Linked DNA regions of Homo sapiens: region 2 is linked to region 1. A link is an interaction called in ENCODE POLR2A ChIA-PET data of the cell type or tissue named here. Cell type or tissue: A673. All regions are shown on one strand. Links, peaks and the distances in the headings refer to the core of each region. The heading gives the core; the rest is flanking DNA.

What was found. Peaks named below come from ENCODE experiments on the same cell type or tissue, not always from the same donor. Only the 100,000 strongest peaks of a DNase experiment are listed, where the experiment ranks them.
Region 2: POLR2A ChIA-PET joins it to region 1 with 7 read pairs; 1 of 35 experiments calls an interaction of 5 or more read pairs at or near these places.

The regions. Positions count from the first base shown.
Region 1 is chr3:190,375,569-190,383,753 of GRCh38, forward strand. It overlaps a transcript of CLDN16 not described here. Among named protein-coding and RNA genes, the nearest start is that of CLDN16, 8.5 kb to the right of the region's middle. In A673, for the core only: no CTCF peak of the experiment used is centred there; DNase peaks (open chromatin) are centred at 4,493, 4,803 and 6,213; H3K27ac peaks cover 3,824 bases.
Region 2 is chr3:191,693,749-191,701,933 of GRCh38, forward strand. No RefSeq gene overlaps it. Among named protein-coding and RNA genes, the nearest start is that of PYDC2, 240 kb to the left of the region's middle. In A673, for the core only: no CTCF peak of the experiment used is centred there; no DNase peak of the experiment used is centred there; H3K27ac peaks cover 672 bases.

The DNA.
Region 1 (8,185 bases), core at 2,719-6,718:
AACAGGTTGTTATGGTACTACTTGAAATTTTAGATGTAAGTAAAACCAGATATTCATTAATGCATTTGCTTGTTCTTCACTTATCTCTTTATTAAACATTTACTGTTGATCCCAGTTTGTTTCCTTTGAGTCTCCCCTCTATCCAGCGAGGTTTTTGTGGGTTAATGCAAAATGAGTGCCTCACAGGTTTTCCATTTTTAGAAGATTCGGCTTCTGCAACTAAATTGTTACTTTCCTCTGGTCATCTTCTTTCACTGATTCTTGTTCATCTCTTCACCCTTGCCTCTCAGTTAAACATTCACACCCCTCCCCCCACAAAAAAACACCCTGAGTTGTCACCTGGCTTCAAACGTATGTCTCTGCTGTGCCAGTATCTTGATCTCAGATCACTTCTGGCAGAATAATTCCAGTAACCCCCTCCATTTTTGCCAAGCAGCACAATTATTCTCTTGTACTTTTTGTTTGTTTTAGTGGCAGGTACTACTAGGTATAGCTTGGAACTGAAAGAACAATAGGGTTGGATGTTTGAGGCACAATTCTCAAAGGAATCCACATCATTGACTTCAGAATATGTTGTGCTGAAACTATCAATTACAGATTTATTATTAAGAATCCTGTACCAATTTGAGCACATAAGACTTTCCCTAGCATTTGTGCAGGAGAACCGCATTTCTGAGGAGTATTAAATGGTCATAAGGATTGTATTCTGAGAATATTAATGATATGAAAGATTAGAAAATTAAAGAAATATAAAATTTTGATAATTCAACAACAGAAATGAAAGGTATGTTGATGATTACTGAAGAAGTCACAAAATTGAAAAAAAAATCTTAGTCTCCGACCTTCAGGAGCTGAGAACTTGGTGGGAGAGATGCACAAACACATAAATATAAGTAAAACTATAAAGTGTTATGAGAGAAAAATCAACAAAAGCATCTTCCATAGGAATATACAGCAAGGAGAGAGTAATTTTAACCAAAAGAGTCTGAAAAAGTTACGGGAATATAAAGGGGTGTACATGGTCATGTTGTAGGCAGAGGAAACAATTTGAGTAAATAAGCTAATGATTTGCAAACCGAATGTATTCGTTTAGGTATCCAAACTTAATCACTGATCTAATGCTGCCATGAGAGAAATGTAAGGCATTTCTCTGCCCATAAAGAATTCCCATCCTGGTAAGGAGAAGAGACACAGAGAATTACAGTTTGATAAGTGATGTAACAGGAAGAGGTAGACTCAGAGAAGCTATCTCAGGCAGTTCTTTCTCAGAATCTCCTGGTAATTCAATTTTAAGAAATGGCAATGCCTGTAAATCACTATTTATCTGGGCATCTGATGTTTAATAGCAATTCCCAGGTGACTCTGGTGATCAAACAGGCTTTAGAATCAACTAACTATCGGATGATGAAACCTGAGTCTAGACAGAGGCAGAGAAGCTAGTTAAGTGCTGAAGGAGTGAGGAAAGGAGAAGGACAGAAATCTTCCAGGCAACGGGAAGAGCCTTTTTTGGATGCCAGAGAAAATGTTACTGGGTTCAAAGGAACTGTATGCATTTCAGAACCGCAAGAAAACAGGGTACATATTAGGGATGCATAAGAAGTGAATCTAGAGAGGAAAAGAAGAACCAGCTTGGGAAAGATCTGCATATTGTGCTGCATACTTTGCAGTTTTTTCTGCTATTGATGAGAATCTTTAAAAAGATAGGAATGTGGTAAAGGAAGCACCAAGCAAATGCTGCTGCTAATGCATTTGATATCCAAATAACTTTTTTTTTCACTTCTGTTTAAGTTCTTGGGTTGAAACATTTTACTAAAAATGGAGGTCACATGGTCATCATCCTTCTATCATAAGAGTTTGTACTCTTGGGTTCCATTTGGGTCTCCGTTAGTTTCATCTCTGCAAATAAGTTTAGTTGAGCTTTGTCCCTGGTAAAACAAAACAAAACAAAGCAAAACAACTCTGTATTTTGAGATTCTCTGTTTAAAGTCTCCTTAGATGTGAAAATAAGTAACAGTTACTGGTTTGTATTCAATGTATGTTATTAATCACTATGAAAAGCTCTAAAATCTCTGTTTTCTGATTAGTGATCTTTGGTTGCCAAAAAATTCCAGTGAAATATAGTTCTTTAAGCCCTTGCTAAGAGCAAGATGTGTGTGTAAATTCTGCGAGTGATAAGAGGGTGAGCGGGCACCCTCTCTGCCCTTATGAATCTTACAGGTAGAGCTAAAAGTGTAAAGAAGGTTTGAGTCTTAGGTTTCTCGTTAACAGCTGTCATCCTGGGAAAATACTTGCCTGCAACCTTATTTATTCATCTGTAAAAGGAATTCCTGAACAAGAGTATCTCCAAACTCCTTTCTAGTTTTAACTAGGAGTTTCCAGAAATCTAGCAGAGAAAGATATGGGGATAACAAAGTAGAAGTCTATATTGCATAGTGTTATTTAGGACCATGTTCTCTGGAGTCAGTCAAACCTGGGTTTAAATCCTGGCTCCATTATTTACTTACTGGAAAAACTGGGATAAGTTACCACCCCAATCATCTGTTTCCTTGTCCATTAAACACATGCTTATAATAGTGACTACCTCTTATATAATTATTATTACAACAAGCAAAGAGCTAATAATAATTCAAAGAAAAGGTCACGTATGAATGAGGGCTCACAATGCACTTACAAGAAGACAGCAATTGAGAAGATCCTTGAAGATGAAGGAGGGTCTCAGTAGGTAGAATCAGCAGACGAGAGATAAGAGACAAAAATGAGAGAAGTTCTTTCTAAAGGAGGGTAAAACTCACAAGGTTTTCACACATGTAGAGAACAGGATATACAGTACAATAGAACCTTCTACCTTTCATGAGTGATGCTTCCCTGAGGGCTGATCACTCATGATCACTCATGATTGAAACTACTTCACTGATAAATTCAAGGGAATGAAGTGACTTGCTTCATCGTTTCAGCAGAGAGCTTTCATGAAACCAGGATGGCAGTCCAAATATCATGGGTGCCAGGCCCTGATTCCATCCTATTCAATGGTAGATGAGTTCTTACGTATGAGTCCTGCTGTCGGATCTTGATGAGTAAGGGTTTGGACAAGTAACAGGTGAAATGGAAACTTGTTCCTGAATAAGTGCCAGTTTTGAGTAGGCCTCACTCTCCTTGGGAGGACTTCCATCTCCCTGACTCATCTACATTGGCTTTTGTAATTTCCACTGGACGTTTGCCTGTGTTCTACTTTGCTTGTCTTGGATCCAAACTCCAATTCTGCCACTTTCTAGCTGTGTCAGGTTGAATAAGTCACTTAATATATAGTCCTCATTTTCGTCATCTATAAAATGGTGATATGATGCCTTTCTAATTATGTCTTGTAGTACAAAATAAAAATAAATACAAATGTTTATATACTCCAATTGAATATGATTAAAATGAGGAATAATGATAGTTATTTCCATTAATTCTTCAAAAACTGGGCTATAGACCTTTGAAAATTTGAGGCGTAAGCAAAGAAACGTACTTGATTTGTTGTTGTTGAGCCTCAGTTACATAGATTGGCTTTCTATAATGGTCAGATCAACTGAACAATTGTCAAAGTTTCACCTCCTTCATTTCAATACAATATAAGCTAAAAAATTCTGAAGTGTACCTTGGACTGAAACCAAGTTTCTATAATTCCAGTCCATTTTTCTATTAAAATGATTAGCCTCTTGAATGTAAAATGTATTCCAAAATAAACTACACTATTACAGGGTCACCTTAGAAGGATCTCTTTAGAATGCTCACAGTAAAATATCTCATCTGATAGAAAGATAGCAAAAATCTATCGAGAGCCTAAATACTATTGGATACCCTCCCCCAACTAGAATATCTTGTTCACTGATGAATTTCTGGTGCCTAGCACAATGTATGGCACATAGAATTCATTTGTTCATTTATTAATTCACTCAACATATATGTATTAAAACCCAGAATTTAATAAAGCTAGTCACACAATCTTTATTCTCATTGGGCTTCAACAAACAAACAAACAAACAACATCATCATGTGGTCATCTACAATGATACATTCACTGTACTTGGTATTGCTGTGCATGTACAAGCACAGGCAAAAGAAAGCATCCCTGCTCCTAAGTTGTTTATAAGATGCTTCTCACGAACACATTTCTTAATACAGTGATGCACATTCACAAGTCTTTGTCTTTGTTCAAGATGTTTCCCTTTAGGAACACTCCCTTCTTTTCTAAGAAATTCTTATTATTTAAGAACTACATCAACCATTATCTTTTCCATGAAGCTTTTTGTAATGAGTTTCCAGAGGCATTAATCATTTCCTCATTTATGGTCCTATAACATTTTGTGGAAACATGTATTTCAACATTGTAGACCTAGATTGATCTATCTATGTCTATCAACTCTGTCTATCTATCTATCTATCTATCTATCTATCTATCTATCTAAACTTCTATTTGCCTGCAAGCTTCTTGAGTGGCATTCTATTAATCTATAGTTACTAAGTGGCTGACCTAAGCCTGACATATTCTCTACTTGGTGAATCCCATTCCTTCCTTTCTTCCTTCCTTCCTTTTCTTCCTTCCCTCCCTTCCTTCCTTCCTCCCTTCCTTCCTTTTCTTCCTTCCCTCCCTTCCTTCCTTCCTCCCTTCCTTCCTTTTCTTCCTTCCCTCCCTTCCTTCCTTCCTTTCTTCCTTCCTTCCTTCTGTTTTTTGGTTATAGACTAATAAACATCATCTAGAGGTATCAAATATATAGAAAGCTTAATTGTGACATACTAAACTATCCAGTTACTGATTCTAAGTCCAACAAAAAGAGAGGAGAGTAACTGAAGATATCAATTTGGGCTTCACAAAGTTAATATTTATTCCTGAGGGATGGTTAGGATTATGATAAATGGTAGGGAAAATAAAAAAGCATTTTAGGCAGAAGAAATTGCATAAATATGTTGAGAGACTGAAGTATTCATGGGTTAAGAAGAAAGCATACAATTGACCAATGAGATCTAATTAAACTAAAGGGCTTTTGCACAACAAAAGAAACTATCAACAGAGTAAACAGACAACCTACAGAATGGGAGAAAATTTTTACAATTTATTATGCATCTAACAAAGGTTGAGAATTGCTTGAACCCAGGAGGCAGAGGTTGCAGTGGTCTGAGATCGCGCCATTGCACTCCAGCCTGGGCGACAAGAGTAAAACTCCATCTAAAAAAATAAATAAATAAAAATAAATAAATTAGTAAAATTTTTAGTTGTGTATCAAGAAATCTGGACAATCAAAGCCTGAAGTTGCTTCCCCTTATTGAGAAGAAGGAAATGGAAATGGTTCTATAAAATTAACTGATGCAAGGCAGGGTTCCCGGTACCAGAGCTAAATAGGACAGCATGGAAGTTATTCAGATGAACAATGAGTGTGAGTACAAGTTGCACCCTAAGGAATACTAAGTATAAAAGATGGGGAACCCAAAGTTAATTCTCAAGTCCAAAGGTCAGGACTGGAATACAAATGACAAATAAACTACAAAGGCTGCAAATTCAGGAAGCCATTAGAAGATAGGGAGGTGACGCCGGTGCAGTGCAAACAGCGAGAAAAAGAGTAAAGGGAGAGAACTCTTGGTAATTTCCTAAAATACAATTGATTAGAACTTGTTTTTATTAGTTTCCCCATACCTGGTTGGTGGGAGTTCACTCTGGTTTAAAAGTGTAAGTAGATGGAAGTTTAAGTTTACAGGTAGCAGTAAAAAAAGATGCTACCTAATCTGTTGCTTGATCACTGTTACTCTCTTGTCTAAAACCTTCAGTTACTCTCAAAGATAAGTTCAAATTTATCCATGCTCCTTCATCTGGAACTGAAGATCTTCCACAAGGTTACCATCACCTGCCACTCCAGCTTCATTTTCTTATGCTGACCTAAACATATGCTAAACTCTGGACATACCAAAGTACTCACTCACTGCTTCTTAATTTAATACTTACTCCTACTGCCTCTAGGCCCTTGATAATATTATTTCTATCCCTGATGTGATTTAGCACCAGTGTATTGGAATAAAATAGAAAGTTAGTCATCTAACTTTCTATTTTATTGTGTTAGGTAGGGACTGCTTTTGTATATTTGTCACTCCAGAATGTTTAAGTGAGAACAGATGTGCTGAGTTAAGAACACACCAGTTAAGCTAACTGGACTGGGAAGGTTGGCATGAGTGCAGTGATAAGGACTCAACCTAACAGTTTATAGAGAGTATCCTACATTTCCTGGCAATTTCAGTGTTTCCTTGCCCAACATGGATTAAGTACACACTGAAATCTTACCATTTGCATAGTCTTTTTGATTTACAAAGAAGAGCTGACATTGACTTCATGAGAGAATACTTAAATATTTGGAGAGAAAACAAGAAGGAAATACAAAATAATGAAAGGATATTAATAATGACCAATTGAATGTGTTTGAGTCAAAAGAAAAAAAAAAGCCTCAACTTGTGAGATTAAGCCCAATTCAGACAGATTCATTTTATGTCCTATTTCATAATGAACATAGGATATATGTGGAAGGGTGTAGGGCATTCAAGAGAAAGGTTTTATGCCAGAATGACTTCATGAGTTGCCTACTAACTCAAAGGGAGTAGAATGTTAACCTTTCACATTAGGTTTATTCCAACCTGGTTCACTCAAAACACCCCCCATTGCTTAATCATGCTGTACCATGATGAACATCTTGTTTTTCCAGGTGAAGTAAGTTACAGAATGAGTAACAACATATGCCTTGCTACTGAATTTGAGGCTGATTTTTGATGAATGATTCACTGAGTAATTGCTGAGGTTTGGCTTAAGTAAAACTTGAATTCTATGAAAGAAAACAGATGCATAAACAGCATACTATTTTCAGGGCCTCATGCTTGCCCAAGCATTCTCCACATTGGAGATGTCAATTATTCCCATCATGAACTGATTCATGAATTTTGTAGGTAACATTTGTACCAATGGTGATCCTACCACTATTTGAACCCCCACCAAACCAGACCATTTCCCTTTCAGTCAGTTCTAACTGTTGGAAAGTCCCTTCTTAATTGAGCATAATTCTGCTTCTCTGTGCTTTTACAATATTTTCTAGTTATATTCTCTGAAGCCTGCCAGAAAGATCATAATTCCTTTGGGCCATCCACCCATTATTTAAAACCCACTGTCACGTTTGCTCTGTTCCCTTTTTGAAAACAATTAAAATACTCTTTTTGTCCCAATTTCCTTCAGTCATGCTTCATGTGAGATAGTTGCCAGATAGTTGCCGATCTCCTCATTAATCTCACTAACTGGAACCTTCTCTAGTTGGGCTTTATCTTAAATAGTGGTACCCAAGAGTAAACACAACAAATCCAGGTGTGGGCTGCCCGTAATGAACACTAGACTTCCAGTGCAACATCACATAAGCTAGTGTAATAGGATTTTAAATTAGAATCATTTCTGACTCAGTTTTTACTGAATCCACTAGACAATAAAGACCAAGTTCCAAAATGAAACAAGAGACCTATGCCGGAGTTGCAAAAATGGTGTCTGAGAACCAGTTTTGCAGCCCCTAGTGGACCAGCTATCTCTCTCCCTTTCAAAACAAACAAACAAACAAATAAACTTAACCCCAAGAAAGGAGTTAGAGTTTAGGAGATAATTTTTGGAGGGAGCTATTGATATGTACTGAGTACCACTTTTATGTCACCACGGAGGGGGCAGACACTGGGAGTTCTTGAATCTCACTTTAAGCCTAAAGAACAAGGCTTCAGTTCATCTGCTCTGAACACTTGGTGTTTGCTCCCTGGATCTAGAGAAACACGGTAAACCTGTGCACTTCTCCAGCTAAGAAATCTAAGGAACAAAAGTTCTAGCAGACACATTGCCTACATGATGGAAGATGACTGCATGATGGAGGAGTGGCTATAAAGAGATTTGGCCTATGTACAGGGGTACAGATACTCATATCACTGGAAGGAAGCGGTATCTTTGTGCTTTGAAATGACTAAAATACATTATATTACCTGAAACATTACCTGAAAATGACATAAATGTCATAGAACTTGCCCTATATTTTATTCAAGGGTCAGGGGAAGAATAGGCCCAAACCAAATGGATTTGAAAGCACCATAGGAGACAAAAATGAAATTGTTTTATGACTACACTTTTTCTTTCCTTTGTTTTCAA
Region 2 (8,185 bases), core at 1,568-5,567, 1.3 Mb after region 1:
TGAATGGATTAAATCTGAGTCTCTACTTGTGGGGCAAATAAATATAAAGGGATATCTTTTTCATTCAATTCAGGCCTGTTAAGAAGCAAAAGCCAAAACAGGAAATTAGAAATTTGACAGCTTTATTGGAGGAAATGCCTGCAAATCATAAAGGGGAATGGAGCAGGAGTAGGCAGTCAGAGGCTTCAGAAAATGACACAGATCTGACACTAGCGAAACAAAAGGGAAAGGAAGGCTTGAGCTCTTCCTAGCCTCTCAAACCTCGGCACAGCACTGTCTCAGCTGGGCTAAAGGGAATCCTCAAGCAAAAGTTGACTACTCAGGCAAAAATGGCCCAGCTACTACCACCACTGTGCCCAGTCATTGGTTAGAAGAAACCTGAGGAGCATGGCTTTCATGTTTGTATCTAGGTGGATCCAGGGGTGTGGCAGTGGGACTGTCAACTATGCTCCTTAGAGCACTTTCTCTTAAAGGGTATCTGAGAGACACACCTCTCTGGCCACTGAGAACTTTTAATTAAGTTATATCATACTCTTCTTAGATGTGTGCAGCTCAATCTATCTAAACCACTATCTTTTTCCTTTGCCTACTATCTGACTGAGAAACATGCCTGGTCTTTCTAGTGAAAGGAAAAAATAAGCGTCACACTGTTCAAGGAAATTCCCCCACATATTCCCCCCCAAAAAAGAGGTGGCTTTATTAGTTCAGATCTTGCGTGAATGTATGATTCAGTAAGAGCAGAGCATTTGTATAAAAGAACTTACACACATTCACATTGCCAAGTTTATAATGTAATTGTCAATCATCTAAGTCACTTTACATGTATTAAAACATGCTCTGTCACCCACTGGCTACCAGTGTTTTGTTATTTAGTTTTTACCTTCTCTTTTTCTCACTGTTTTCTTCCTTCATCTTTTTATTTGAAACCTTTTTTTTGTGTGTTCCTGAAGGCACGATATAACGACAGAAGTTTTTAGGAATTCCAAGAGATACTTTTATCCTTTTAGTAGGAACAAATTTTGCTTTCAAATGAAATTATATGAATTCAACTTTTAAATCGAACCCAGTTCTCATGAATAGACTTTTTGTAGTTGCTATATTACTTTAATTAATTATTTCCTCATTTATTCTTCATTAGGCACAATATCAGATGCTTGAAGATACCAATTTACCAATGTGTATAAGACATACACTTGAGTCAAAGAACTTGAAATACAATAGAATGAGGTGACACACATTGTAACTATGAAGTGTGGAATGTAGTGATTTAATTAAAAACGGAGGAATACAAAGTGCTAGGGAGATTCAAAGGAAGATTTTTCCTTTTCCTGGAGTAATCAAAGATGGCATTCATAAGTTGATGATTAAACTGAACCTTAAAGAAATGAGCTAAATTTGGCTTGTGAGAAAACGGAGGTGTTACACTGTGCAGAACCTGCAACCTAGGAAGACAGGAAACTTGTCAGATAAGGAATTATTTCCATTATTGAAAGAGCTCTATATTCCCCTTCTAACGTCCTCATATAGAGATCAGATTAGCCAGTTTATAGAGTAGTTAGCAGCTCTTAGACTTTGCAATCTTAGTAAACACTGTATTGAAGCTCAGTCTTACGATAGCAGCACGGTATGTTTAATAGAAGACATGGTAATTTTAGGTTATTTTGCTGCAGACTTTAAGAGGCCTTTAAGGCAAAACCCTTTCAGACTAGTTGCTTTATATCATTAAAAAAAGATAAGGGTTTTATGAAACATATTGCCCCTTAGGCACAGCTAAATCACTCTTTCATAGCTCAGATGAGGCTGGTTCCTTGAGCATTCAGGACTGTTTCAGTGCTAATTTTAAACTGAATGCTTTAGATAATTCCATATGCTATTTGAGCTTCAACTAGAAGGATACATTTGCCAATGCTAACATAGAGAATGCTCTTTATTTTATGGTTTTAAAAAAGTTTAGATTGATGGTGTCTTTTTAACGTGTTAATTTGTCTGCCAAGTGTGCCTTTTCAGGATGGGTGTTAAAATTTTGTCGGCCTCGTAAATGTGCTGCTTCCTGAGATATTTCTTTATTACCATGTCTTTGCAGGAAAGCACTTGCCTTAGAATTACTTTTGTGCATGTCTGATTCCTCCTTTATATTTACAGTTTCTTGTGGTGTAGCTTTTGTTTGATTCATCTTTGTAGCTCAGGAGTGTCTAGTATATAATAGGTACTTTAAAAGGCTTGCTGTATCCCATCATCTATCAGTATATCTCAATGAAACATAAACTACACTGGATGACCCTTGAATACCTTTCTTATGAGAGATTATGTGATCTCAAAGTGTTCCTCAGCTTTTTGTTAGGAGTATCTCATAGTACTAACTCATATAAGTTCAGGATTTTTTTTTTAGATTTTTCTATTTCAGCATCCTTATGTGCAGGCATGTGGGATAATCAAAGATGACATTCAGAAGTTGGTGATTAAACTAAACCTTAAAAAATGAGGTTTCTCTACCATTGTCTACTGTTATGAGAATTTTATTTTAATGATGTCAGGTAACTACCACTGGCAAATATGGATATCACTACCCTGGCCATGGAGGGGGGATTCAATAGGTATAAGTCTTTCCCTAATTACCCACTGCACAAATCAGACAAGGGTGCTGTGATTTTTAGTCAACTTTATTGCAGTATAATTTGCATGCAATAATAAATGTCTCCATTTTAAGTGCATAGTTACAAAAGTTTTGGTAAATATATTACTCATATAACTACCACCCCAATCAACATTTACATAAGCCTGGAATGTCCCCTTAGACCTTTTGTAAATAAATCCCTCCCATCCTTGCTTCAGGCAAAAGATGGTCTTCTTTCTGTTACTATGCAATAGTTTTGCATGGTCTAAAGGTTTTATATAAATGAAATCAAACAGCATGAACTTTTTTTTTATTTGGCTGCTTTCTCTCCATACAAAGTTTTTGTAATTCATTTTGTTATGGCACAGTCATGCACAGTTTATTCTTCTCTACCTCTGAGAATTATCCTGTTGTACAATTATCTCATGGTGTATTCATGTGTTGATGAACATTTGGATTGTTTCCAATTTTTAACAGTTATGAATAATTCTTTTATTTAATAGTTAATATTTTGTGTGGTTATAGGTTTTGATTTCTTTGAGGGTAACTATCCAGTCATGGGATTGCTAGGTCATATGGTAAATGCATGTTTAACTTGTTAAGAAGCTGCTAAATATTCTCTAAAGTAAGGATACCATTTTATATTTTCACCAGGAATGTACGAGAGTTTCAGCTATCCCATCTCCATTTTAGTAGTTGGAGTTTTCAGTCTTAATTTAGCCATTCTTATTGTTGTGTAGTATTATCTCATCATGAATTTACTTTGCATGACCTTGAATTAAAAAAATTGGCATGTTTTTATGCATTTAGCTATTTGTATATCTTCCATAGAGAAATATCTGCAGCCAGGTACAGTGGCTCATGCCTGTAATCCTAGCACTTTGGGAGGCTGAGGCGGGAGGATAGCTTGAGCTCAGGAGTTCAAGACCAGCCTAGGCAACACAGTGAAACCCCTCCTCTACCAAAAATACAAAAAGTAGCCGGGTGTGTTGCCTGTGGTCCTAGCTTCTTGGGAGGCTGAGGTGGGAGGATCACTTGAGTCTGGGAGGCGGAGGTTTCAGTGAGTCAACATCATGCCACTGCACTCTGGCCTGGGTGACAGAGTGAGACCCCCTTTTCAAAAAAAAAATCTGCTTGAACATTTTACTCATATTTTATTAGTTGTCTTATTATTACAGAATTGTAAGAATTCTTTATGTCTTGTGTATACAAACTCTTTTTCATACATGCATTGCCAATTATTTTTTCCTAGTTTGTGGCTTAGATTTTTATATTCTTAATGATGCCTATTATGAGAAAAAGGTTTTAATTTTAGTGAGGTCCAATTAGTTTTTTATTTTATTGTTCATGCTTATTATGTTATATCTAAGACATTTTTGCTTGCATCAATATTATTACTATTATCTGTATTTCTCTTCTGAAAGTGTTATCAATTTGCTTATGTTTAGGACTACCATCTATGTCAAGTTAATTTTTATTTGATGTGAGATTAAAGTTGTGATTCATTTACTTTTTATATTGATATACAGGTGTTCCAGCATAATTTTTTCAAAAGATTTTCCTTTCCTTATTGAAATATGGTACCTTTGATTTATGGTACAATTGATTTGAAGAATATCAATTAATGTGTCCAATTATTTCTGGGCTTAATATTCTATTTTATGGATCGCTATGTCTGACCTCACACCAATACCAAAATGTTTTGGTTTCTGTAGCTTTGAAGTAAATATTAGACTCAGATAAAATATGTTTTTAATCTTTATTTTTCTGTCTTCAAAATTTTAGTAGCTAATTTAGGTCCTTGACTTTTCCATATACATTTAGAATAAGGTTATCAATTTTTATAAAAAAAATGTTGAGTTCCAATTCTTTTGAATAGATAACCAGCAATGGAATTCCTAAACAATATAATAATTTTATTTTTAATTTTTGAGGAGTTGATATACCGTTTTCCAGAGTTGCTGCACCATTTTACATCCCATCAACAATATACAAGAGTTCTCATTTCTCCAGATTCTCTCCAACAATTGTTCCCCCCTTTTTTTTGGTGGCCCATCCTACCGATGTAAGGTGATATTTCATTGTGATTTTGATTTGCATTTCTCCGATGACTAGTGATGTTGAGCATCTTTTTATAAATTTCTTGGCTATATGTCTGTCTATTCTATTTGTCTAATTTTGCTGTTGTTGCTTGTGCTTTTGGTGTTGTATTCCAGAAATCATTGCCAAGCCCAAAGTCATAAAGTTTTCTTTTTAAGTTTTCTCCTAGAAGCTTACAGTTCCAGGACTTATGTCTAAATCTTCAATCCATTTTGGGTTGATTTTGCTGTATAGTATACAATAATGGTTCAATTTCATTATTTTGCATGTGGATATCCAGTTTTCCCATTACTGTTTGTTGGAGAATGTTCTTTTTCCTTTGCATATTCTGGGCACTCTTATTGAAGATCAGTTGACTATATATGCATGGGTTTATTTATGGGTTCTCTATATGTCCCTTCATTTTTATATCTATTTTTATACCTATTAAAACAGTACCATAGTGTTTTAATGACTAACATTTTGTAATGTATTTTAAAATCAGGAGATGTGATGCCTCCAGCCTTCTTTCTCAAGATTGCTTAGTCTACCTTGAAGAGATATATGCACTACCATGTTCATTACAGCATTATTTACAATAGTCAAGATATCAAAACAATTTAAATGTCCATTGACACATAAATGAATAAGAAACATGTGAAATTCACACACAATATATTATTATTCAGCCTTTTGAAAATCCTGACTTATGTGACAACATGGATGTATCTGGGAAATGTTATGCTAAGTGAAATAAGCCAGTCACAGAAGGACAAATGCTGCATGGTTTCACTTACATGAGGTATCTAATATAGGAAAACCCATAGAAACTGAGAGTATAATAATACTTTCCAAGGGCTTAGGGGCAGGAGAATGCGGAATGGGGAGTTGTTTCTCAGAGCATAAAGTTTCAGTTATAGAAGGAGAATAAGCTCTAGAAATCTGGTGTAGAACATTGTTCCTATAGTTAATAATACTGTATTTTATACTTAAACATTTGTTAAGAGGGTAGATCCCATATTAAGTGTTCTTACTACAAAAGAAGGAAGGAAGGGAGGGAGGAAAGAGGGAGGAAAGGGAGGGAGGGAAAGGAGGGAGGGAAAGGAGGGAAGGAATGAAGGGGAGGGAGGGAGGGAAGGAACGAAGGGAAGGGAGGGAGTGAGGGAAGAAAGGAAGGAAGGAGGGAAGGAATGAAGGAAGGAGAAAGAAAGAGAAAGAAAGAGAAAGAAGAAAAAGAAAGAAAGAAAAAGAAAGGAAAGAAAGAAAAGAGGAAAGGGAAGGGAATGGAAAGGAAAGGAAGAGAAAAAGGAGGAGGGAGAGAAGGAGGGAAGGAAAGAAGGAAGGAAGGAAAGAAGGAGAGAAAGAAAAGAAAAAGAAAGAGAAAGAAGGAAAGAAAGAAAGAAAGGAAGCAAGCCTAATCAATTCTAACCTGTGCAATTAAACAAAGATTAGGGTATTGGTAAGAATACATTTCCCTACAATTTTTTTTTAATTGAGAACTTCTCAAAATATAATGCCTTAATCCAAAGCAATAAATTTCAATTACTCTGAAAGGCCAAAAAAATAAGATTATTTGAGGAGAGAAACAACTTTACCTAATTATACAGTTTATAATGTACAATGAAATAAAATTCCCTTGAATTTAAGTTTATTATTACTCATTTGTAATTATCCTCATGTAGATAAGATGTAGGCTTCTCCACCCAAGTCATCTAACTGCTACATGCTTCTATGTTACTCACTGCCTAGTGAAGTTGAACTGTAATTTAAATAAAAAATATATATATTTTTAAAATGTTCTATATTAATTTTAGAAACCACATTGGGATTTTGCTTGGACTTTTGTAGAATTGACTGATAAATTTTGGAATAATTACAGTCATAGTTATACGGAGTCATTCTTTATCCATAAAAAGGGTATATGTCTTTGATGATGTAAGTCTTTTTTAATTCCTCTTAGCAGTATTTTATAATTTCAGTAAGTATAGGTCTTGTCCATGCTTTGCTCAAAATATGTGTGAGTTTACATACTTTTAAAAATGTTTAAACTTTTTATTGTAAAATAACTTTAGTCTCATAAAAGTTGCAAAATTATACATAAAATTTTCTTATGTTCTTCATGCAACTTCCTGTAATGACATATGGTTTGTAGGGTAGAGTACTGGCAAGGAGAACGTTGCATAGAGAAAACTAACAGAGTTCTACAGAGGATCCCCCCGAGAATTTAGTGGATTAAAGTCGGTGCATGTGTATGTGCATTTAAGGATGTGGAAAGAATCACTCAAAAGGATTTTAAAAATCTCTGAAGTGTAGAAAGGACTAGGATTATTGCCTCTTCTTACTAGGCAGGACAAAAATCCTGATCACTCACAGGAGATGAGTTAGAGAAGGCAAGATAATTTTTGCCTCAGGAAAGAAATAATTAACCTAGACCAAAGCCTGCTCTAATGCCACATAACAAAAAAGACCACATAACAAAAAAGATCACGTAAAAAGACCCTGAAAGATCAAACTTTTTCAAAATAAATTTGAATGACTTAGAACAAAAACCCATTAACATTTATAAAAATATGAAAACATCCAGCATCTAAAATATATATTTGACTATTGTTAGAATCCAAGAAAAATTACCAACCATGAAAAGAAATATGAAAATGCTTCCCATTATGAGGAGGAAGATAAATCAAAAGTGACCACAAACTGACACAAATGAAAGAATTGGGAGCCGCAGACACAAAAGAGTTCTTATAACTGTATTTCCTATGTTCAAAAAGGAAGAGAAAAACTGGAATATCTTCAGTAAAGACATGGAAGATATAAAATATCTGAATCAACCTTTTAGAGATGATAACTGCAATGTGTATGATTAAAAATACATTGAATGAGTTGAAAGGCATGTTTAGTAAAGGATGGAAGCATACTTGGTTGGATATAAATTCTTTGGTTCTCACATTCTTTCATTAATTTTTTTTTTAAATTCTGCTGCAAAACTTCTGCTTTGGGGAAGATGGAGTAGATACATTTTTCTTATTATTTCTGCTAATCATAATGGGAAATGCTGGATATTGTATATAAAACAAACATATGAAGACTTTGAAGGGTAAAAAGGAACAGGGAGAATGACTAGTGACCTTGCAGTTTTAGGAATGACATGTTGATGAGGTGTTTGTTCAGTTTAGTTTTGTTTTTTTGCCTCATATATCTCAAAAGTTGGCAACCCAGAACTTCCGATGTTTGCAGAAAGTAAAAGTACCCTTTTTTTGTGCCCTGCCAAAAGCCTGCTTACTTTAGCCAAAGTACCAGGAAAGTGACAGTCTAGCAAGACAGAACAGTTTTAGACAATAACTACTCTCCTCTAACCAAATACCTCAGAAAAATATGTGGCACTACCCTACCAGCAAAGACCAAGTAAGAAGCCTAACCACAGGCCCTCACGTGGCTACAAGATACTACATCCCAATCCTTCCAATGAGGTGGTGGCAAAGAAGGCCA